Linked DNA regions of Mus musculus: regions 1 and 2 are each linked to region 3. A link is a loop called in an ENCODE intact Hi-C map of the cell type or tissue named here. Cell type or tissue: gastrocnemius. All regions are shown on one strand. Each heading gives the region's core, and the rest is flanking DNA. Links, peaks and the distances in the headings are about the cores only. Region 1 has its middle 90 kb from the start of Gm39035. Region 2 has its middle 39 kb from the start of Gm6567. Region 3 has its middle 13 kb from the start of Gm26176.

Region 1 (8,010 bases), core at 1,525-6,524, 1.2 Mb before region 3:
GCAGTGGTGGCGCACACCTTTAATCCCAGCACTTGGGTGGCAGAGGCAGGCGGATTTCTGAGTTCGAGGCCAGCCTGGTCTACAGAGTGAGTTCCAGAACAGCCAGGGCTACACAGAGAAACCCTGTCTCGAAAAATCAAAAAAAAAAAAAAATCTGTTTAGGGCTGGAGAGATGGCTCAGTGGTTAAGAGCATTGACTGCTCTTCCAGAGGTCCTGAGTTCAAATCCCAGCAACCACATGGTGGCTCACAACCATCCATAATGAGATTAGATGCCCTCTTCTGCTGTGTCTGAAGACAGCTACAGTGTACTCATTAAATAAATAAATAAATAAATAAATAAATCTTTAAAAATAAAAAAATAGTAATAAAAATAAAAAAACATGTCCTTGGACAAATGGTAATTGCCTATCCATTGGTGGAGGAGAAGGATACAGTTTTCAAGGACCCACTTGGCCCCACAAATGTTCTGTTGGCAATTATAGACATATATAAATGTCAACCAACAACTGATGCAATTGCTCAGTGGGTAGTGATGCTTGTCCTGCAAGCCTGGAAGCCTGGCTTCATCCCTGTAACTCACATAAAAAGAGAGACTCAACTCCAAACAGTTGTCTTCTGACCTCAGCACTCATGCCATGGCCTCTGTGTCCATACATTTAAAATAAGCCCACACATATGGGGACACACACACACACACAAACAACAACAACATTTACATTTCAATCAAAGAAGCAGAAGAAATCATCCAGGAAACATGTAGTAACATGGATAATATGGTGGTTTGAATAAGAATGACTCCAATTCTCACAGGCTCCTATATTTGAATATTTGGTTCCTAGTTGGTGGACTGCATAGGAAGGACTGGGAGGAAGAGAAATGACACTTTTGGAGGAGGTGTGTCATTGGCTTTTTGGAGGCTTTGAGGTTTCAAAAGCCCATGCCTGATCTGTTTTCTTTCTTTTTCTCCCTGTCCCTCTCCCTCCCCATCTCTCTCCTTTCCTGCTTTCTTATCTCTCTCTCCCTCCTGCTTGAGGATCAGATGTAAGCTCTCAGCTACTGCTCTAGTGCTATGCCACCTGTCTGCTACCAAGCTCCCTGACATGATGGTCTGGACTCACCCTCTGAAATTATAAGCAAACCCCTAATCAAATGGTTTCTTTTGTACATTTCTTGGTCATGATCGCTTCACAGAAAGAAAACAGTAATTAAGGCACTAGGTTGTTTCATTTTTGTAATTTCTCTGATACATTAGTTTCAAGTCAGCCACTCTCCTTGATTAGAGGAACTATAAATCACAAAGGCCATTCATAGCCTAGAGTCCAGAATGTGTGTTCCTAACTACCCAGTCCTGACCCAATCATAAACACTCCTCGTGTTCATCCCCAAGAGCAGTGACTCAGGAAGCTTCCTTGCTATTTTTCCAAATGTCTTATATTTGCAGATTTTCAAATGGCAAATGCAGTTGTTTTTTGATAACTTGGTCATTCAAGAGGGAGAAATTATTGCATTTTTTGTTAGGATATTATCCAGCATGTGATAAACAATGGTATTTATTTCTAATGCCAATTGAAATGTTCTTTTGATTTTATATGACTTTGCATACACAACCTTTATCTGTTGCCTGGATAGCACACCTTCAGATTTCTTAGCTATAGTTTCTTGTTACCACATTGCATGCTAGTGGCCTTGGTCTGCATGAGCCTTGAATTGTCCACTTTCCGAATGTGTCACTGAGATCATGTGCAGTCCCCTAACTAGAGTAGAGCCAGGCAGGGCAGTTGATCCACACGTGGATGAACTCTATCCTTGGGCATCTTGATTGGTAAGTTGGAGAAGAGGCTGATGATTTTACATCTTTATGTTTCCAGATGATACTGATACTGTGAGTTCTAGTTTTGTTTCTGTTGCTATGATCAAACATTCTAAGAAAGAAAGACAAAAACCATCAGCAACAAAACATAAAGAAGGAATGGGTTTATTTGGCTCCTAATTCCTGGTTACAACCAGTGGAGGGACATCACAGAGGGAGACGCTTGAGATAGCTGGTCATAGGCCCTAGAAACCAACCAACTACTCTTATGTTGGTAAGTGGACATAAAACTGAACTGGCTCCTAATAGCTTAACATTATAAACTCTTATATGAATGCATTGCCCATCCCTTGTGGGAGAAGCTTCTAATTGCAGTAGATTGTGATTAACATACAACCAGTTGATAGATAGATAGATAGATAGATAGATAGATAGATAGATAGATAGATAGATAGATAGATATAAATCAGGGAATGCAGAATGTTTGACCCCATAGAGAAATGTATGCCAACAATGCCCCTCCCCTACCAAGGCTCAAAAATCATAGAAAGGAGTAGAGAAAGAGCTGGAGGTGGTAGAAGAGGAGTACAAAGGAATGTCATCTTCAAGACTAGCAAATGTCACAGGGAAGCTGCAAATATGAACCCACAGTCATAGCACAAGCATGTACATGTACACATTTGTGTAAGCCCAATACAGACCAAATCCCAGCATGGAGAGAGGAACTGAGCACACAGCCCTCACCCCTATTCCCCCCTCCCCAAGCTGTAGAGCTATTGGCAATCATTAGATTCTGGGAGAAGGGACACAGATTCTTCTACGACTGTAGCCCCTGATAAGTCGACAACTTTAGAAGAAAATACTATATCTAGAAATACATCAAGCCTGGTCTTGAATGATTTTTTTTAATGACACAAACTTAGGAGGGACAAGGATTGGAGTTGAATTGGAGAAGAGTGAAAGAGAATAAATATGACCAAAAAACATTATAGGAAACTCCTGAAGAATTAATAAAAAGAACCAAAAACCATTAAAATAAAGTTATATGGAAAAATACAAAGCAATGAGAACACTTCAGAGAATTTATAATGAGCCAGGGGGTGTGGCACACACCAGAACAGAAGGAAGACTCTGAGCGCTTACTGGGAGACCATGCATGGGGGCTTCTTCTGCAAAGACAACTAGGAACATCTTCTCACAATGAATGAGAGTCATGCCAGCTATGGGAGGAAATCGAGAGATGGGTAGCAATCACTAGAACAAAGAATATGAAGACATTCAACAGTGTTTTGGCAGTCAAGGGGTCAGATTCTGATACAAAAAAGGGATGCTGTAATCTGTTGAATGCCATTCTCTTGGGAAAGAATGCTGGTAGAGTGATCTCATCAAGGAGATCAGGCAGGCCATAACAATGGTTCCTCCATTCCACCTTTATAAGGCTCTTCTCTGCTTTCAACAAATGAAGTGCTACAATACAGGTTGACCCAGCAGTTATTTCTGATCATGTGACTAAGACTCCTTATCTCTTGATTCATAAACATTTCTGATCATACAAATATATGATTATGCCAGGGTGTTATTTACTATAAATTTACACCAGGCCATTGTCAACCTTCCTTTAAAACTTGTTAGAATCCGTTACTATGAGAAAAACCTCTCAGGAGAACTACAGATTTTAGAAATTGAAATAGGAGTTCACATGCCTTTGAGACTGAGGACTTGGTTGTAGAATGCGCCAAGGTAGCTGAGTATTCAGGGATGGGAGGGGAAGCTGGAGGCAGGTTGGCAGCTGGCCCACAGACTGATGATGTCCCAACCCTGCCTTATACTTCTGTGAAAATGAAACCCTGTTCACAAATAGAAAGAAGATACAAACAACGATAAGCATCATAATTGATGTTTACAGGTAAGTGATATGGGGGACGCAGACTGGAAGGCTCAGCTGTTTCTGAGTGTCTGCAAAGACTCCGAGTAGACATGCAGACATTTGAGACATACCTGAACGATTGAGTCAGTGTCCTACTGGCAAAGATGGGGGAGTTCCTGACACAGGGAATGTGGGGCTCTCCTAGCTCTGCTTGCAGAGTGTCACCTGTTAGATGCTCATTTGGTCATCTATGTCTCCATGTGGGGTGTGAGAGATCTGAGGGAGCTGGGAAGTGAAATCGACCAAGAAATGAAAGAATGTAGCTGATTTACAGAATTCAGGTCACACATCCCCAAAATACATATAGCAAGAGAGATTATACTTCCAAAAGTAGACACAAGTTCCTTAATCCATTTCACCTTAGTGTCGTCCAAACCGCAGGAGGTCAAATATAATGATAAAGTCCAGGTAAGGTGATGTCTACTTACAGAAAGGCCCAATCTATTCTGCCAAAGCCTCTGAGTCATAAATTAGAGTGGTGGGTGGGGGGAGCACCCTCACAGGGGCAAAAGGGAGGGGGATGGGGGGGTTGTGGAGGGAAACTGGGAAAGGATACATTTGAACTGTAAATAAATATAATAACCAATAAAAAATTTTTAAAAGGAGAGATTTGGGAACTTTGATTTGAAACAACTTTAAAGACAAACTTGAAGTCTAGAATTTGGGGGACCCAAACACTCCAAGTGGCAGAACTGTTAAAGAATCTTCTGAATATTTTCACTGATGACTTCGGTCATCTGAGGAGGGAAATAATGTGGGCCATCCTCGATTCATGATCAGCTTTCACCTGACATGTTTGTACATGACACCGGTATATAGGTATATAAAATTGCCCATGAGTCACACGTTTTCTGATAGTAAGTAGTAAGGAAATTTAAAACAATTCTCCAATATACATATAATTTTATACTGCATTAAAGATAAAAGGGAATTTTATCCTAATGATGTAGATGTGCTCTTTTTTATATGAACTAAGTCTTGGCTGCATATTCAATGCAGCCGGACTAAGCGCATCTTCACCATCCTTTAAAGCTCACTGATATTTTGGTTTTATAATCACCAACGCTGAGAGCACCACGTTGTACAACTTTGCAGAAGTATGTTTAGAGCAATTTCAGAAATTGTTAGAAATTATGTCTTAATCCCAAGACAGAATTCCTGGAATGAAGTCTTTGCGCAACTCAAGTCAGTAACCTAAATTGTGATTTTTAAAATCAACCATCCTAACACAGTCAAACCCAAAAGATAGTAATCTAATATATGCTGAGTAATGACACTAGAGACGAACTACCATCTTTGTTTTCTCTGGGTAAACCATTGTTACTGTATGAGCACCAAACCTTGAAAATCCAAGGAAACTATTCAAATCCATCCCTTATACAAGTCTGGGATGCATAGGGTGTTTGAGGCTGAGGAGTTTGTTAGCATTACAAGGCAGGACAGCATGTGCAGGACAAAGTATGCATGTATGTGCAGAAGCAAAGCTACTAAGAAGTCCTGATAAAACAGGCTAATACTGCCCAAAACTCCTGTGTGAGCTCAAATTCATTTTCCTTGCTCCACCATCAGAAAACTTTTATTGAAGAAATACGGCCAAGGAGGAAGAGATAAAGACAGCAGGCAACAATATATGTATATGTACATGTATGTATACATGCACACACACACACACACACACACACACACACACACACACACACGAAGAGGCAGAAAAATCAAAAGGCACTTTATTGTTTCCTGACTCCATCCTGATGTACGTTTGTCACAACCCACACTCTAAGAAGCTGTGGTATAGAGTAATGGTTGAGCTGAGTGAATCCGGCCTTGAAGCCTTGCTCTGCTGCTTACAAGCTGTGAATACTTAAACGAGTTTCCTAACCTTTGTAAACCCTACTTCTTCACCCATGAACTATGACCCCAACAGGCGCTACCACAAAGAATAGTCAAGTTCCTTAGGGTCATCTATATCTGGCATAGGCTCATTCTCAAGTAGTAAAGGAAGTTGGGTGGTGGTTCTGACTACTGTGTGATATTTGAGCAGTTGATGTGGAGTCTGCTAGTGCCAACAGGGCGCCAAGATCACATTGGTTTCAGACCTTCATTTTAAACAAGATAAAATGAGGCTTAAGGAAGCACACTCTCAACATCCGAATGCTGTCCTTTCAATGGAGAATTCATTCCGTTAACAGTCCAGCCCATCTAGAAAAATAAAATACTTTCTGAGCATTGCTTTGAAAATCGTTATTGCTGGTGCTTAGACATCTGTGTTCTTGATATATTTCCTTCAGTGGCTACTGCAGACTTTCTCTTCTCATTGCGCCCCCCCCCGCCCCCTACAGCTAGCATGCAGTTGGGGTTCATGCCAGAGACTACTTACCATTATACCCTTCTCATAAACCATGTTGTGCTGGCTGTAGTCTTTATATTTTCTCCCTTTGTCTCTCCAGTTTTTCCATATTTCCCATTTCTTCTGGAGACAATGGAATCAAAAGCAGGGGCAAGGAATGAAAGCCTGGGTAGTGGCTGTGTGGTGTAGTAAAGCAGAGACACAAGCACACTCTGCAGTTTTCTCTCCCTTATACTTCCCAGCACTAATACCAACTCTTGCTAACCTGGAATCCCCTTTGTGTTCTGACAAACCTTCCTCCTCTTCGTTGATGTGATTGTTACTATTAATTGTCTACTTGATATATTCTAGGATCACCTGGGAAGAGTCTCAATGAGAGATTGGCTACATTGGACTTGTCTGTGGGGATTGTTTTAATTCATGTGGGAAGTCCCAGTCCATTGTGGGTAACACCATTCCCTAGGCATGGTGCTCACTAAACCATCAGAAGAGATCTTTAGAATGCAGACTACAAGGATCCTAGAAAAGACACACTGAATTAAAATTTCTGAGATAGGAACCAAAACCCAAAACCAACCAAAACAACAACAAAACCCTCAGATCTCTATCAAGATATTATCTAGTTTTGTTTTTGTTTTTGTTTTGTTTTGTTTTTGTGTGTGTGTGGGGGGGGGGGGAGGACAGGGTTTGTCTGTATAGGCCTGGCTGTCCTGGAACTCCTTCTGTAAGCCAGGTTGCCCTCAAACTCAGAAATCCACACGCCTCTGCCTCCCAGATGCTGGGATTAAAGGCATGTGCCACCACTGTCCAGAATTATCTAGTTTTGATGGGACCAACAGGAAACATTTGGGAATCGCCAACCCAAACCATCTGAATTGGGGACTTTCTCAGTCTCTTCTCCCCCAACATAATTGTTCCTCAACTTCCTGGTGTAAACATCTGCATTATCTCCTAGAACCAAGATTCTAGGCATTAGCCAGGTGATTCCACAGCTATCCACAATTAGTAAGCCACAGTTTACAGTCATGCACACAATTTGGTGTGAATATTTATAAGTATTTAGATTTGGGGCTTTTGAATGTTTCCATAGCATGTCATGCAGTCCCAGAATTTCCCAGAAGATGGCATGATGACTTCATGTAATGATAAAGGAGCTGCTTCATGATTTGGCCACAGGGTGGGAGCATTGTACAGTGTTTAGCTGGCCACCATGATAATTTTTTTCTCTCTTATTTTTTTGGTAATAGATATTATTATAATTATTATTAGATGTTTTCTTCCTTTACATTTCAAATGCTACACCCTTTCCTAGTTTCCTCTCTGAAAATTCTCTATACCCTCACCCCTCCCCCTGCTTCCCAACCCACCCAATCCCACTTCCTGGCCCTCTCATTCCCCTATACTGGGGTATAAAAATCTTCGCAAGACCAAGGGCCTCTCCTCCCATTGATGGCCCACTAGGCCATCCTCTGCTACATATGAAACTAGAGACATGAACTCTGGGGGTACTGGTTAGTTCATATTGTTTTATAGGAGGAACACCATTGTATTTCTACAACAGGGGAGCCTTTAGACTTTGGTTAATTTTAACAGACTTTATTATCTCAGTTTTCTAATGGCGACTCCTGAAGAGACCCTATGAGGTCTTTGGTGTCTCAGAAAGATCTATACCTCCCGATTCATGGGTACATCAAGTGTGCTCAGACATGATTTAGACTTGCTTTCCCGCAAATGAAAATTGCTGATAGACAGGTAGAATGGCACAAAGCATTCTTCTCAATTTTTAGCGACTCAAAGTGACAACAATTGAAGGCATTGAAGGGATGTGTGTCTTTGGGGCTGTATTTGTGGGACACACCATCAAAGTGTGGCAAAACCCATTCCCTGGGACGTTGGCCAATAGGAGAGGGAGAGAAAAGACAGG
Region 2 (8,010 bases), core at 1,185-6,184, 490 kb before region 3:
TTAGTGTAATCTCTCCTTTTCTGACATAGGATTTCACACAGCTCAGGCTGGTCCTCTGACTACTGTGTAGCCCTACAGCCTGATAGGTTATTTCTCTACCTGTGAGATGAGCCAGTTCAAATCAGATTATATTAAAGGCAGATTTATTGGGAAGCTGCTCTCCCGCCTGGCCAGGAAGGATCCAAGCATGGAAACCAGGGAAATTGCCATAGGGGAAGGTGGCAGGGGAAGAAGAGAACAAGAAAGGGCTCACTTGCAGGGAGGAGAAGAGAGAGCTGGAGAGAACAAAATGTTTGAATTATATAGGGAAGAGCCTCTGTAGGAAAAGCAGCCCAGCCCCTGGGCTGGAAAGTTCAAGATTGGGGCCAAGGTATGCCAGGTAGGAACCTCATGAGGGATGCTGGGAGAACCTGGAGGGCCAGGTCTGCTTTGACAAGTAAAATGGGCACCTCAGTCCCATGTCCCGGGTCTGAAACCAAACACAGGCTTCTGAATTCCATTCTTTTGGTTGACAAACAAAGATAGGTGAGAAAAAAATTAACTTTATTTTGTATTTTGTTAGTGTGTTGTTGCAAGACAGGGTTTCTCTGTGGGGTCCTGGCTGTCCTGAAACACACTCTGTAGAGTGGACTGTCCTCAAACGCAAGAGATCTGCCTGCCTGGGACTAAAAGAGTATGTCCACATACATGGCTACAGATAGTTTTAGATGTCCCCCTTTATTGCTGTACCAGAACTTAAATAGTAGCTTCTTAAATGCCTCTGTACAATTGGGTGACCTTTTTGTGCACTGTTGTGGGGAAAAAAAAAAGGCATGTATATATCCTACGCTCTGAATAGGTCTTTGGCCCACTCCACTGCTTATTGATGGACCTTTGAGATAATCGGCATGTGTCATTAAACACTCACCATACCAGCACACATAATGTTGCTACTACCAATCGCATTAGAAAAGTATGGGCCAAGCCCATGGAGACAGATACACGCTTTCCAAACTTCTCACTTTGCCACCAAAGCCCTGTGAGGAGCTGGCAGGTGGGTGAGGAGATGGTTTGTACTTTTAGTCTCAGAACTCCTGCAGCCTCAGGCAAGAGCTAGGCAAATAAGCCCTAGTCAGATCCCAGCTGGGCAGCAGAGGGCAAGCTCGGTCTATCCTGTGACTACCTACCTCCGAGGAGGGGGAGGAGCCCAGCAGGTCACAGAGAGGAAGCCTCCAGAACCCAGCCCGCCTGACTCTAATTGGACCAGAGGCGAACACCTCCCAGTGTCCATCATTTTCCATATGTAACTGATCCCAATAGCAGAATTCAACAACCATTTATTGAGCATTTGTTATCTTCCAGATGGAGAGACCAGCAACAAAAGCATGAAACCAGCCAGACTAGTCTCAGATGGTGTTTCTGCTTTGGTGTTGAGCCCTGGGCTGGGGGGGTGGGGGGTGGGGGTGGGGGTGGGGTCAGTCCTTTTATGGAGACCAAGAGCCAAGGGTGGTAACCTCACATTGCTAAGGAGACTTGGGGTATGACCTTCTGGCTCCTTCACTCATTATATTCCACTCCTAGAATCTCAAGTGTCATCCAAAGGCAGTCAAACTGTCTAGTGGGCATTTCAGTTAGCTTACAAGAGAATTAATTATTGTGATTGAAATGTTGGGTCCCTCCTCAAGGACCCCTATGGTTGAAAAGTTGAATGAGTCATACAGCCTGTACCCTTTGATATAGAGGGGACAGGAGCAGACTTAAGATAGGATGGATTTTAAATAAAGTAATCTCCCCGACTCCCACTCTCTCATACCCCACCCCCCTACACACTCACTCACACACACACACACACAAACACACACACCACTGTCTTTAAAGCTCCATTCTTTCAAGGGTCTTCTAAAGAATTCTGGTCTCCTAGGAGTGCATTATAAAATGCAAATAACCCAGCAGGAGGCCACCTCTACCGCCTATTGACACTGGAGTTAGCTATTAGCACTTAGCCCTCCCTGGCTTCTCAATTGCCCAGATGAGCTCAACCGCCTACTGGCTCACCCTGCTAATGAAAAGCCCAACAAGCGAAAGCCCTCTGGTCCAGAAAAGAAGCTCCTTCCTGGATGTGAGCGCCTGGACGAGAAAGCCAGGGGAAACTTCCATACCTAACTCCGATACTAGCCCTCTAAAGCCTGTAGCTTGGAATCTAATCAGTCTAATCGGTCTCTGAGCTACTGACTGGAAGGACCTGGGAGCCAGACTTTGAGATGCCCTGAGCCCTGTCCTGAAGGCTGTGGGAGTCATTTTAGAACCTACCTCAAGTCCCTCCTAACCCTCCTCCCCCCCCCGCCCCCCCCCCCCAGTCAGCAAGTTCACAGAATTCCAAGTTATCAAGCGCCTCCCTGCCTGCCCTTCTGCCTCTTCCCTGGGCTCCCTCCGATCCTGGTGCCGCATCCTTGGCGGATGTAGCCTTCTCATACCCCTATGCCTACTTTTTATCTGTCAGCAAGACAGAAGATGCAGGAAGACCTCTAGGAAACCAGGAAGAGTGTGCTGGGAGTAGACGGAAGGAAGGCACCTCTGGATGCTTCGGGGTCGACACTGTTGCCTCCCTCAGATCCTCTTAACAGCTCTGGGAGGGGGACCAGGAGGGCTGGCTAGTTGAGGAGAGACACCCACAGACACCCTAATGTCCTCCCCAGAGCCATTCAGCCTCCCAGGAGCCGCCTCTCTTTGCTTTTGTATTTGAAATGGCTACTTATATGCAAAACTGAAAACACTCGGACAGTGAACAGTGTTGTATAAGCAGAAACCAATGCTTGTGAGCTAGCACTCAGCATTATGGTAGGTCGTGGCTCTGACTCTTGACATACGCTGTCTCTTTGAAGACAAAGGTTGTCCGGGCAGAGCCCTGTGGCTTTTCAGGGACACGCTTCCTTTTCTTTGGTCTAGTCATAAGGCATGGATGCTCCACTCTGGAATTCAACCAAATGTTTTAACAAGTCTCATCAACAAACACCCTCTAGCTACCCAGGCTAGGAGGAGGTTCTGGGGAAAGGCTTCTTGTCTATAGTTGGTTGACTGAGAACTTGTTACTTTCTGCCTGTCCTGCCTCCTCTGCTAGCCCTGGGTGTGGCTTTGCCTGCCTTAGGATTCCCCAGTCTTGCACATAGATCGATCAACCCATTCTGTCTCCTTACAATCATTCCCGTATATAGAGCCTGATTTTTTTTTTTTTTTAAGGAATTGAGCAGTGGCTCCAATTTCCCAAATAGTTTCGGGGAAACGCATTTTCTTTTACAGTTCGTGACAAGTGCCACAAGCCCAGGAGGGGCCTACTTATATTTGAGGGTACTGCCACAATACTAAGGATCATGGCTGGCTGCTTTCCCCTTCCTCTGAGCAGGCCCTGCTAGTCAAAACCAAAGGTTTACTGTTCCACAGAGCCGCACAACCCCAGCACGATAATTGGTTCTTAAATGAGCCTGGGACCCTCAGTTTATCCAGTCACAGTGAAGTCTAGATTTAGGGTCTGTGGTTAAGATAAAGAAGGAATCCCGCTGTTAGGCATGGATGACAACATGCATTTCCCTTCCCCTTGTCCTCTCAGCTACACGGAGACCCAATGGGAAGCCATTGGAGAACCAATAGGAAGCCATTCTTAGCATCTAGGTAGCATGGAGAGCATCTAGGGAGCATGGACATTTCTGCCTGCTGGCTTCAGGATTAAGCACTGCCAGGCAGCAGCACCCACTCTGATTTTAAACTAGTTGGATTTGGATTTTTTTTTTAATTTACAATCCAAAACATCTTATCGCGGACTACTATAAATCCAGAAGGGCTCTTGGATTGGATGTCACAATTTAGGTGACATCTAAGAAAGGCCACAGATCCTGAAGTTCAAATTTTGTTTCTGGGAAGCTGATCCCTCAGGAGCCCGGCCAAGCTTCTCTGCCTGGAGCAGTCTTGACTGCCAGCCCTCCCTGAGTGGAGCCTAAAGCCCCGCAGCTTGTCACACTGTTATGTTAACAGAGCAAGCCCAGGATGCTGTTTGGCCTTTGTAGGGTGCCACAGCTCCTCCCAGGGTAGAGAAGTGCAATTCCTCTGTTCTCTCTTTCCCCCTTCCTAATCCTTGGCACCCCCCTCCCCTCCCCCTGCTCTTGCCCCGCCCCCCATGGGTCTTCAAAGGGTTAAATGCAGCTGAAGTTGCTTTTAAGAACAGCTGGAAACAAAGTGCTGCCCCAGGCTGAGAGCGGCCAGGAGGGGTCAGGAGGTTAACTGAATTATTTTCCACGGGAATAATTTTCTAAGGGAAATGGTAAAGTTATTTAAGCCACCAGGTGGGACACATAAAGGACAATCTTTCCCAGCCTTCCAGAAATGAATGCTGTTTGGCCTCACAGAAAATTTGGGGGGTTGGGGTGGGGGTGGGGAGAGGACTCAGGCTTGCATAATGAACTCTAAACCTTAGTAACATTAAATGACTTTTTGTAGCTAATTTGTATGGAGTGGGTGTGGCTGCTTTTGTTGGAAGAGTTCCAAGGACCCTCCGAGCCATATTTTCAAAAAAGAAAAGAAAAAAAAAATAGTGTCACCTGCTCAGAAATAATAGTGGGATGGGGGCTGGGAGAGAAGACTGTAATATGTTCATGCTCTTTGACACATTACTCCCACTCTTGTCATTACAGCCCAGAGAAATACACCCAACGAGGGAAATAAGCTTTATGTGCAAAGATGTTGGGTACAACATTATTTATGATTTTGGAATTAGAAAACAAAAGATTCAACGAAGGGAATAGATTATTGCACATCAGTGTGAGAGGATATCACGGGCCGTTAAAACGGCAAAGTAACAGCATGGAAACTGTCAACTTAAAAAAGCAGGCATAAAACAATACTCTGGGTGGTGGTAACCAGGTAACTGCCGTCTGCTTGTAAATAGAGGAGAGCATGGTAAGGAGGAAATCCAGCCCAGCCAATGGAATCATGGGATCTCTTCAGCCTTTGCTCAGTTCTGTGTAATGTTTATTTCTCTTCTATTGTTTAAAAAAAAAAAAAAGTTGCATTAAGGAAAATAAAATGCTTGAAAATTGTGGAGAGAAGTGTATGTGAGCCTCTGTAAATGTCTAAGAAAATACTACACTGTTTTCAAGGAATGAACTGTGTGGCAGGTGAGTTACATCTCAATAAAGCTGTTACAAAAAAACATCTTAAAAAATTTAAGTTGAGCCACTTTGGAGAAAGAGAAGAAAAGATCTTTGTTTTCCATTTAAGGAGCAATGCTTGTCAGCAGTGAGAACAGGGGCCTTTGGAATGAATTCTCCACACAATTTATTAAGTTGCTTACAATTACCACCCTAGGCCTTGTTTTATAACCAGAACATGCTCAGTGGTCTTAAAGGGACAGGGGCCTCGTTGGTCAGTCCTAAGAGATCGTTGGTAGTGGGAGAAAAGTTCCAGAGTTAGACAGACTACTGCTCTGGCAACTGTCATCCCTGACTCTTAGCAGCAGCAACTACACAAAAGTCTCTCGGGTCAGGGCTCCCAGCATATCCCAGGCTGGTGTGATAGCTCTTAGGCTCTGGATGCAGGGACCCTCGGCCCCTTAGGACTTTTTGGACCCCTGGAACTTTCCATCATCATTCTTTTGTCAAAGGTCTTCAAGTGTCCCACCTTCAGCTCTGTTGGTTCTCTGCCCTCTTTTTTGCCTTCTCCATATTTTCACCATCTATCGTCCCTGGGGCCTGTTCCCTCCCCTGCCTCTATAGCAGATCGCCTGCATTCTCAATAATCCAGACTCCCACTGAGGCAACAGCCCCTACTGCTATCTTCTCCTCTTTGGGTTACCAGCTCATGCTACCCGTGATAAAATGAGTATCTAAGGAAAGACCATTACGGAGAAATCTTTGATTGGCCCTAAGGATGCCACACCAGAGGGTAGCATAAGAGGTGTCTCCTAGGTGACTCAAAACACATGCATTATATAGCCAGAGGTGGGTCCCGGTGGGTATGGCATGGAAATAGAGGTTTATAGTTTGTGCAAACCACAGTTTATCTTCCAGTTTCATCAATCAAAAGCCTTAGACAAAGACAAATCACATGATTATTTTTTTCTTGGATTACTAGACAAGTGCCCCTCCGCTGTGTGAGAGAAAGAATGAGCTACAAGGTGAACAGAGTTATCTAGAAACTCAGAGGCTTTGGAGAGCTGAGCCTGCTAGAGCTATCTGAAACTGTAGCAGGAGCAGGATCCAGGCCCCTTAAATGTCTTGTTACTGCTTTGCTGAGATATAATTTGCCATGGGTGATGAAGCCAGTGACCTCCTAATGTGAAAATCCTACAGACTAGTGGCAGTGGAGGTGGCCCTGAAACTGGAAAGACCTGGGGTTTTGAATACTGTCTCCAGGATTCCAGCACTTTCACATCACTTACGTTACCAGAAGCATGCCTTTCTATGCTGGGTTTCCAAACGCAACTGAAACAAAATAAAAATATGTGACCGCTCCTGACATACAGCGGTATAATGGCAACCCAGGTATCTTCCTCAAGATAACAATAACTGACCAATATTTCTTCTGCTAAAATAAACTCATGCTACCTCTTTCCTGCTCTCTTGCCTCTGCTCCCAGCTCCTCACACCCGTCTGCCTTCTTCATTTTCCCCTAACCAAGTCCCAGGACCCCAGCCTCGTACTGTCAGTCAGCACCAGCTCGGCCCACAGCATATGGCCCGGCATACGCTCCCCATGACTTCATGCAGCTTGACTGTTATTTTTGCAGACTGGTATTAAGAAGCGTAAGCCAGGGATTTTTTTTTTTAGATACTGTCATGCTGGGGACTCTCAGGTCTGCAGTGCAGATGGAGCGATGCTTGGATTTAATGGTACAGCACGTCGGCTCTATGTTCTCCTTCCCATCCCAGGCTCAGAGGGCAGCGGTGCATGAGGGGTGCCTGCTCCGTTCTGTGTTTTCTGTGTGCCAACAAGCTGCCTGCCCCACTGTAAACAGTTGCAGACTGAGCAACACCTACCCTGAGAGGTTCCTGACGGGCACCCTACTCCTTCTAAGCCCAGTGCAAGGCACTGACGGGGGGGGGGGGGGGGGAGGCATTGCTACCCCCTAACTTGTGCTGTGGCAGAGTTTCACAATGGCTGGCAGTGCAGCTGAAATTGTCTGCGATAAATCCCCAGTCTGCTATGGAACACAGCCATGGGGTTTGTCTTATAATTGTATGAGTAGAGGGAACAAAGTTGATATAACGGGGAGGGGAGGGAGAGAGGCGGGAGAGGGAAAGGGGAGAGAAGAGGGGAGTGTGTGGGGAAGGGAAGAGATGAAAGGGAAGAAAAGGTAGTCACTTTGATCTAACACGTGAAGGTAAACCAGACCGTTGGCTTGCTCATTCATTCCCTCCCTCCTCTTCCTTCCTCCTCCCCGTCTTGCTCTGTCTTCCATTTGTGACTTCCATATTGCTCAGTGATTTCCTATCATCCTACTCTCTCCTGGGGGAATACCATTCTGTTTCTTCCTAAGCAATGTCCTAAGCTTGGTTCTCACATGCTGCATCTTGCTGCCTCTTCTTCCCTATGCCACCTTCCCCCCATCTCGGCTTCCCACTGGCTCCACCTTCCCATAAAGAGAAGGAACAAGGTTGCTGGTATCTATGGGGGAGGAGGGAGGGGAAGAGGGATTCGGGGAGGTGAGACATGTGAGTTCAAGACCAAGGTCTGAAATGTGCTAACCCTCCCTTACCAGACTGGGGTGACACCCCGTGAATGCCAGGAATGCACCCCACCAGGGCAGGCTCCACTTGGAACACAGGGTGCCTCTCCCTGCCTTGCTCTCTCCCTCACTCAGACCACACAGCAGAGCAACTTCAAAGGGAACTGAAGGCCTCCTTCCCACCCTGCAAGTCTGAGGCCTCAAAGCTTCTCAAAAAGGAGAATGTTCGCAACTCCCTTCAGCATTTCAAAAATGCTAATAAAAGCCATGCACTGGCCCGTAAGGGGCCCAGGCTAGCTCAACTGTCATAGTGCTGGG
Region 3 (8,010 bases), core at 1,050-6,049:
GCGGGGAGTATGTGCTCTTGTATCGAGAAGATCCCAGGACAACTTGGTGTGCAGTATCTATGCACAGCTCAAGAGCAATATCTCTTGGCATATACTTCCTAATTGTTTGACTTTGTGGCTTGATTGTCTGGCCTTCATGCCCCTACAAAGTTGCATATCTTCTGTAGATTCAATATTAAAGTGTATTTGATCCAGGTTATGGTGGCTCATGCCTGTAAGTCCAACATTACACAGTAAAGGGGAATGCTACCAGTTTGGGGCCAGTCTGAGCTCCAGAGGAGATTTCAGTTCAGCGTGGATGGAGGCTGAGTCAGGAAGACCACAAGTTCAGGGCCTGCACTGGTCACAGACTGTGTTCAAGGCCCATTTGGGGGAACTGAGTGAGGCATGTATCAAAAGAGGAGGAGGAGGAAGAGGAAGAGGAGGAAGAGGAGGAGGAAAAGGAAGAGGAGGAGGAGGGAGAGGAGGAGGAAAAGGAAGAGTGGAATCTTTAGTGGGGTTGACTATAATCCTTACTGTAACCTACCTGGCAGAAAAGAAGATACTCTTAATAGACACCATTGTCCCTCAATCAGATTAGCAGACTACTGTAACAATGAACTCCAAAGAAATGGAAAAGTCTCCAGGAATCTCATGCTGAGAGAAGAAAGGGCTTCAGGCAGAGGGGAAACCTGTGTCCTAGAAAGAGATTTCAAACAGTTGTAATAATTTGTTCGAGCACTTTATACAACGACACTGAAATCCAGATAATAGTGGGCTGGTAGGCAGGACCATACCTTGACCAGGAACACTTAGATGTTTTACCCTCTATCACGCCTTTGATCCTAGAACTCGGGAGGCAGAGGCAGGCAGATCTCTGAGTTCGAGGCCAGCCTGGTCTACAGAGAGAGTTCCAGGACATCCAGGGCTACACAGAGAAACCCTGTCCCGAAAAACCAAAACTTTGATCTCACTTCAGGACCCAGGAGACTGACTTGAGGGACTTGATGGATCACTTCATGTCTCTTCCCAATGTGGCCATACCGAATAAAGCTTCTTTTTCTGATTTCCTCTTTTACTTTGGGAGTTTTAGTTGGCTTGTTGAGGACGAGTGGCTAGACCTGATTGGGGGCACAGACACAAACACGTACAAATATGTACAGAGACAGACAGACAGACAGACAGACAGACACACACACACACACACACACACACACAGAGGCTAGGAGAGTATTCCAGCAGAATTCTTGCTTAGCATCTGTGACTTTGAGTTCTATGGTGGCTACTTGCAGAGGTTTTCTTTTCTTCTCTGAGACAAGGTCTCTTGTAGCTCAGGCTGGCTTGAGTTCTCTGTGTACCCAGGGATGGCCTTAAACTTCTGGTCTCCATGCTCCACATTGGAGCCATTACAAGTGTGCTGCCATACCTGGTTCAGGCTGTGTTGGGGGAGCAAACCTAGGATTTCGAGCAGGTTAGGCCAGCACTGTACCAACCGAGTCACATCACCAGCTCTGGACTCTCTTGATAGATTACAAAAAAAGGATGCACACTCACAGATGTGGTTGTCTGTCATGTGTGCCCTTTAATGTCTTATTTTATGCCAGATGTTTTTGAAAATAATTGAACAACCACCCAGAGAAAGAAATGAATGGTATTCTCCAGCTCTTATCTGGAGGGGATGTTTGCCAATAAATGTTAAACTAGGAAGATCCAGGTGTGGTGGCGTATGCTTGCAATCCCAGTACTCCAGAGGCTAAGGCAGGAGGATCATCGGTTCAAGGACAAATTCCTGTCTTTAAACAAAAAAAAACAAACGATTTGGCATTAAGGTGAAAAAAAGAAAGCTAAAGTAAATTAAACTTGGTTAGTTGACTTTCTTGATTCTCAGTAAATATAAACCATTGACCCCCCCACGGGGATTTTGGTAGTAGTTAAATCATAGCAACACGACAGAGATTCTATCTTTCCATTATTCAGGGGTTGAATTCAAAGTGCTTCATCTAAACGACTCGAAGGCTAACCCTGGACTGTGCCCCCCCTTACCCCATCTCAGCAGGTGCTTTAGTGCATGCTTCCGGGTTCCATCCCCTCTAAGCTATCCATAGCAACAAGGAACACGCAGAAGATGAACTCGACGGCTTCTTCTGAATTAGTGCTTATGTCAGACCCAGAGGCCCAGCTGAAGGGCTGATGGGACCCCCTTTGTGCAGAGTGAATGCTGCCTGATTGCTGAGGCAGCTCAGCTGTCAGAGCAAATCACTCTCATTTGTTCGACAGCCTCTCCAGGGCCCAGCACTTCTGCGGTATCTGCTCCTCTTTTGGCCAGGGTATGAGAGGGTCAGATTTTTCTTCTTCCCCTTCCTTAGACGCCTGAGAACACATAACACTGTGATAGACAGGTGAGTGAGTCATGTGTGTCCTAGATGTGTGTCATTTTTCTTTCTTTTTTATTTATTTATTTATTTTTTTTTTCTTTCGAGACAGGGTTTCTCTGTATAGCCCTGGCTGTCCTGGAACTCACTTTGTAGACCAGGCTGGCCTCAAACTCTGAAATCCACCTGCTTCTGCCTCTCGAGTGCTGGGATTAAAGGCATGTGCCACCACACCCAGCTTCTCCTTCTTCTTCTTCTTCTTCGGTTTACTTATTTATTTTGTGTATATGAGTACAATTATAGCTGTCTTCAGACACACCAGTAGAGGGCATCAGATCCCATTACAGATGATTGTGAGCCACCATGTGGTTGCTGGGAATTGAACTCCGGACCTCTGAAAGAGCAGTCAATGGTCTTAACTACTGAGCCATCTCTCCAGCCCCATTTTTCTGTTTTAAATAATCCACTTAATTTATTTATTAAAAATTTCCTAGCCGGTCGTGGTGGCGCACGCCTTTAATCCGAGTACTTGGGAGGCAGAGGCAGGCAGATTTCTGAGTTCAAGCCCAGCCTGGTCTACAAAGTGAAAAAAGAAAGAAAGAAAGAAAGAAAAAACAAAAAAAAAAAAACCAAAACAAACAAACAAACAAAAATTTCCTGGGGTTTGGAGCGGTGGCTCAGCAGCTAAGAGCTCTGATTGCTCTTCCAGAGGTCCTGAGTTCAATTCCCAGCAACCACATGGTGGCTCACAACCACCTATAATGGGATCTGAGGCCCTCTTCTGGTATATTAGAAGACAGTGATGGTACTCATATACATAAAATAAGTAAATTTTTTTGGTTTTGTTTTTTGAGACAGGGTTTCTCTGTATAGCCCTGGATGTCCTGGAACTCACTTTGTAGACCAGACTGACCTCGAACTCAGAAATCTGCCTGCCTCTGCCTCCCGAGTGCTGGGATTAAAGGTGTGCGCCACCACGCCCGGCTCTAAATTTTTTTTAAAGATTTATTTATTTACTACATGTAAGCACACTGTAGTTGTCTTCAGACACACCAGAAAAGGGCGTCAGATCTCGTTACAGATGGTTGTGAGCTACCATGTGGTTACTGGGACTTGAACTCAGGACCTCTGGAAGAGCAACCAGTGCTCTTAACCCCTGAGCCATCTCACCAGCCCCTTTAAATTTTATTTTTTTAATTTATTTTTTATTTTTTAAATGTTTTTAGGGGCTGGAGAGATGACTCAGTGGTGAAGAGTGCTTGTTGCTCTTCGGAGGACCCCAGTTCCATTCCCAGCACCCACATAGTAGCTCAGAGCCGAACTTCAGTTCCAGGAGATCTGATGCCCACTTCTGACTTCCTGGAGCATCAAGAATACACTTGGCGATCACACATACATGCAGGCTATCTCAGCTAGGGTTTTTATTGCTGTGAAGAGGCACCATGACCACAGCAACTCTGAGAAAGGAAAGCATTTATTTGGGACTGGCTTACAGTCAGAGGTTCAGTCCATTGTCATCATGGCAGGACACAGGCAGACATGGTGCTAGAGAGGTAGCTGAGAGCTCTACATCTAGATCAGCGGGCAGCAGGAAGAGAGTACCACATTAGGCCTGGCTTGAGCATTTGAGACCTCAAAGCCTGCCCACAGTGACACACTTTCTCCTACGACCTCACGTCTACTCCATCAAGGCCACACCTCCTAATAATGCCACTGCCTATGAGCCTATGGGGGCCCATTTTTATGCAAACCACCACACAGGCAAAACATTTGTACATATAAATAAAGTAGAGATAAAAGATATTAAAATTATGTATGGGGCGTGTGAGCCCTAAGCCATCATGTGCATGTGGAGGTCATTGGACAACTTTTGGAAATTTGTTCTCTCCTTCCACCGGGTGGGGATCTTAACTAGATGGTCAGCACGCAGCACCTTTACCACTGAGCCATCTCGGTGACTCTCAATTACTCCAGTGCAATAAAAAGGTGACATTCTCATTACATCTTGGCAAGTCTATCATATAATCACAGGGACTGCCAAACTAAGGCAGGAACATAGCTAAAGCTCCCATGGTGCCTTCTCGGTCACTCCTGCTGTTCTCAACCTCCTGACAGCAGGCACTGTGGGATTCAGAAATCTAGGCCTATCCCATCTCTTTGTTCTGGTTAGAGTTAGGGTTCTCCCTCTCTCTTTCCAGAGGCTTATCATGTAGCCCTTGCAGTGTTCCTCCTGCTTCCACCTGTATACCATCGCACTCAGCGAGAGTGTCTTGAATTCTTAAAAACAACGTGCAGGGCGGTGGTGGTGCACACCTTTAATCCCAGCACTCGGGAGGCAGAGGCAGGCAGATTTCTGAGTTCGACACCAGCCTGGTCTACAAAGTGAGTTCCAGGACAGCCAGGGCCACACAGAGAAACCCTGTCTTGAAAAACCAAACAAAGAAAAGTGCTGTCCACACTTGCTGGATGGTGCCCTGAGCCATGTGTTCTCAGTGATGATGGGATCGTCTGGGCCTTGCAATATTTGTCAGCTACATGCAGTCATTACAGAGGAAGGAGTACCTGAATCTGTCACTGTATCATTAAGATTCATCAGGCTTTCCTTGCCGAGTCACTTTACATGCATGCATGCTAAGTGCATACAAAGCTAAATTCATTCTTTTCTTTTTTATGCATTTATTTATTTTTATCTTTTAAATATTATTTTATTGTTTCATGAGTGTGGATGTTTTGCCTGGACTTATGTCTGTGTACCACTTTCACCCCTGGTGCCCTCTGAGGTCAGAAGATGTGGATCCCCAAATGAAGTAAGAGATAATGCTGGGAATTCAATTCAGCACCTCTGAAAGAGCAATCAGTGCTCTTAACCTCTGAGCCATCTCTTCAGCCCCCAAACCATTTAAATTTTTATTTTATTTTTTATCTATGGTATGTGTGTAGTTTTGTGAATGGGTTGTACATGTGAGAGTGGTGCCCGTGAAGGCGAAGGGCTGGAGTTGGAGGCAGCTGTGAGCTGCCTAGCGTGGGTGCTGGGAACCTAACTTGAGACTATTGCAAGAACAGTAAATGCGCTTAACCACTGAACTGTCTCTCTGGTCACTCTTTTTCGAGACAGGGTTTCTCTGTGTAGCCCTGGCTGTCCTGGAACTCACTTTGTAGACCAGGATGGCCTCGAACTCAGAAATCCACCTGCTTCTGCCTCTCAAGTGCTGGAATTAAAGGTGTGTGCTACTACGCCCAGCCCTCTCTGGTCATTCTTGTTTTTTGTTTTGGTTTTTCGAGACAGGTTATTTTCTGTGTAGTCCTCGGCTGTCCTGGAACTCAGTCTGTAGACCAGGCTGGCCTCAAACTCAGAAATCTGCCTGCCTCTGCCTCCCAAGTGCTGGGATTAAAGGCATGAGCCACAACGCCTGGCCCTCTCCGGTCACTCTTAAAAACATTTTTTTAAAAAAAAAATCTATTTATCTTATGTGCATGAGTGATTTGTCTACAGTACATCTATGTTCTATTTGTATCTGTCTATATTCAGCCTCCTGAAAATCTGGGATTACAGGCCTGTGCTGCCAGACCTGTCCTTTTGTCTTCCTTCCTTCCTTCCTTCCTTCCTTCCTTCCTTCCTTCCTTCCTTCCTTCCTGAGAATTTGAAAGCAACCCGAGATAGGAATGGACTCAGTATCCAAAGCAAGCAACCCTGAACCAGACTGAAGGAGAAAACGGTGTTATTGACTAAAGGTTCGTAACGAAGCATTTGTAAGGCAGTTTCCAATTATTCAAATACTTTTGATGTTAGAGCACACTGTGATTGAACTCCAGAGTTCAAATAATTGAGTACTGGGGCTGGAGAGATGGCTCAACAGTTAAGAGCACTGACTGCTCTTCCAGAGCTCCTGAGTTCGATTCCCAGCAAGCACATGGTGCCTCACAACCACCTGTAATGGGATCTGGTGCCTTCTTCTGGTGTGTCTGGAGACAGCTATAGTATACTCATATAAAGAAAATAAATAAATCATAAAAAAAAACATATGAGTACCGTGGCTTTGACAGATCTCTTCTTCATCCTAAAAAAAAAAAAAAGATTTATTTTAGATCAGGGTATGGCAGGACATGCCTTTAATCTCAGTATTCAGGAGGCAGAACACGTAGTTCTCTGAATTCCAGGCTAGCCTGGTCTACATAGTGATTGGTCCACATCATCCAAGGCTACATAGTGAGACCCTGTCTCAAGAAAACAAAGCAAAAACCAAAAACGACACACAAAAACTACGTGTGGCTGGGCAGTGGTGGCGCACGCCTTTAATCTCAGCACTCGGGAGGCAGAGGCAGGTCAGACTGGTCTAGAGAGTGAGTTCCAGGACAGCCAGGGCTACCCAGAGAAACCCAGTCTTGAAAAACCAAAACCAAACCAAAACCCCAAAGCCAACTATGTGTGTATGTCCGTGGGACTGTATGCCATGTTTGTAGTGATCCCCAAGGAGGCCGGAAGAGGGCACCTGACGCCTTGGAACTGGAGTTTGTAAGCTGTCTGAGAGGGAGCTGGGACTTGGATACTGAAAACTAAACTCTAGAAAAGCAGTAAATCTTAAGCACCGAGCCATCTCTCCAGCCACCAAACTTCACGTCTTCAGGACATATTTTACTCTTCCACGGAGGGCTAAAGGACCCAGAGGAAAGGTAAAACAGGTAAAAACGTATGTGGCTATCTTCTGTAGTTTTGATTGTTTGTATGTCTTTTGTTTGTTTGTTTGTTTCAAGACAGGGTTTCACCTGTAGCCCTGGCTGTCCTGGAGCTCTGTAGATCAGGCTGGCCTCAAACACAGAGAGTCTCCTGCCTCTGCTCTGGAGTTCTGGGGTTAAAGGCGTGTGCCCACTGATTGGCAACCAGCCTTTTTTTTTATTTTAAACAAAACAAAACAAAATAGTGTTTTTAGAAAGCTCATAAAACAGGCAGGTGTGGTGGCGCACGCCTTTTATCCCAGCACTTGGGAGGCAGAAGCAGGTGGATCTCTGATTTCAAGACTAGTTTGGTCTACAGAGCGAGTTTCAGGACATTCAGGGCTACACAGAGCAACCCTGTCTCAGCCCCACCCTCCAAACAATTCTTTGACCATATAATTCTCAGATTGCCTTAATATCCTTGTTTCCAGAAATAAAATCTGCTTTAAAACAGCTTTGAATGGATCGCAGCCAAGATACAAACCCTGCAGATGTGTCAGACAGCTGCCTATTTTGAGGATACTGTCAAACTTGCACCAACGGGGGCCATCATCAGTAAACTACAGCACCAGAAACCCATGGGGGGGCCTCGTGATGCTTCCGGAAGCTGAGCACTAGGATTGATGTTAGAATGGCAAGCTGCTTTTGTTGCGACTATGACTCTAAATCATGTATCATCCTTTTTATGAAGGCCAGAAGCGGATTGATGGGACTTGGGCATACAGAAGCAGTGATCTAAGCACAGGGCATCTCCCTCCATCACAGCACATCTCCCTCCATCTTCCCTGCCCATCCCCAGCACAAGCCAGAGGGCTCAGAAGAGCATAAGTCACCTACTTGGATGTTCCAAGAGTGTGCCCCAGGTCAGAGCAACAGCTAAGGCTTCTCCCCTTTGCTTTCTTCCAGGTTGTATTTCCATAGCAGGACAAGGGTGGCCTGAACTGTG

What was found. Peaks named below come from ENCODE experiments on the same cell type or tissue, not always from the same donor. Only the 100,000 strongest peaks of a DNase experiment are listed, where the experiment ranks them.
Region 1: a loop joins it to region 3, with 5 times the contacts of the local background. A loop is called at or near these places in 17 of 42 quality-filtered maps.
Region 2: it touches region 3 in a loop (7-fold over the local background); 2 of 42 quality-filtered maps call a loop at or near these places.

What each region holds. Positions count from the first base shown.
Region 1 is chr7:72,393,017-72,401,026 of GRCm38, forward strand. No RefSeq gene overlaps it. Among named protein-coding and RNA genes, the nearest start is that of Gm39035, 90 kb to the left of the region's middle. In gastrocnemius, for the core only: no CTCF peak of the experiment used is centred there; a DNase peak (open chromatin) is centred at 3,605.
Region 2 is chr7:73,137,293-73,145,302 of GRCm38, forward strand. No RefSeq gene overlaps it. Among named protein-coding and RNA genes, the nearest start is that of Gm6567, 39 kb to the left of the region's middle. In gastrocnemius, for the core only: no CTCF peak of the experiment used is centred there; a DNase peak (open chromatin) is centred at 3,974; H3K27ac peaks cover 388 bases.
Region 3 is chr7:73,628,788-73,636,797 of GRCm38, forward strand. No RefSeq gene overlaps it. Among named protein-coding and RNA genes, the nearest start is that of Gm26176, 13 kb to the right of the region's middle. In gastrocnemius, for the core only: no CTCF peak of the experiment used is centred there; no DNase peak of the experiment used is centred there.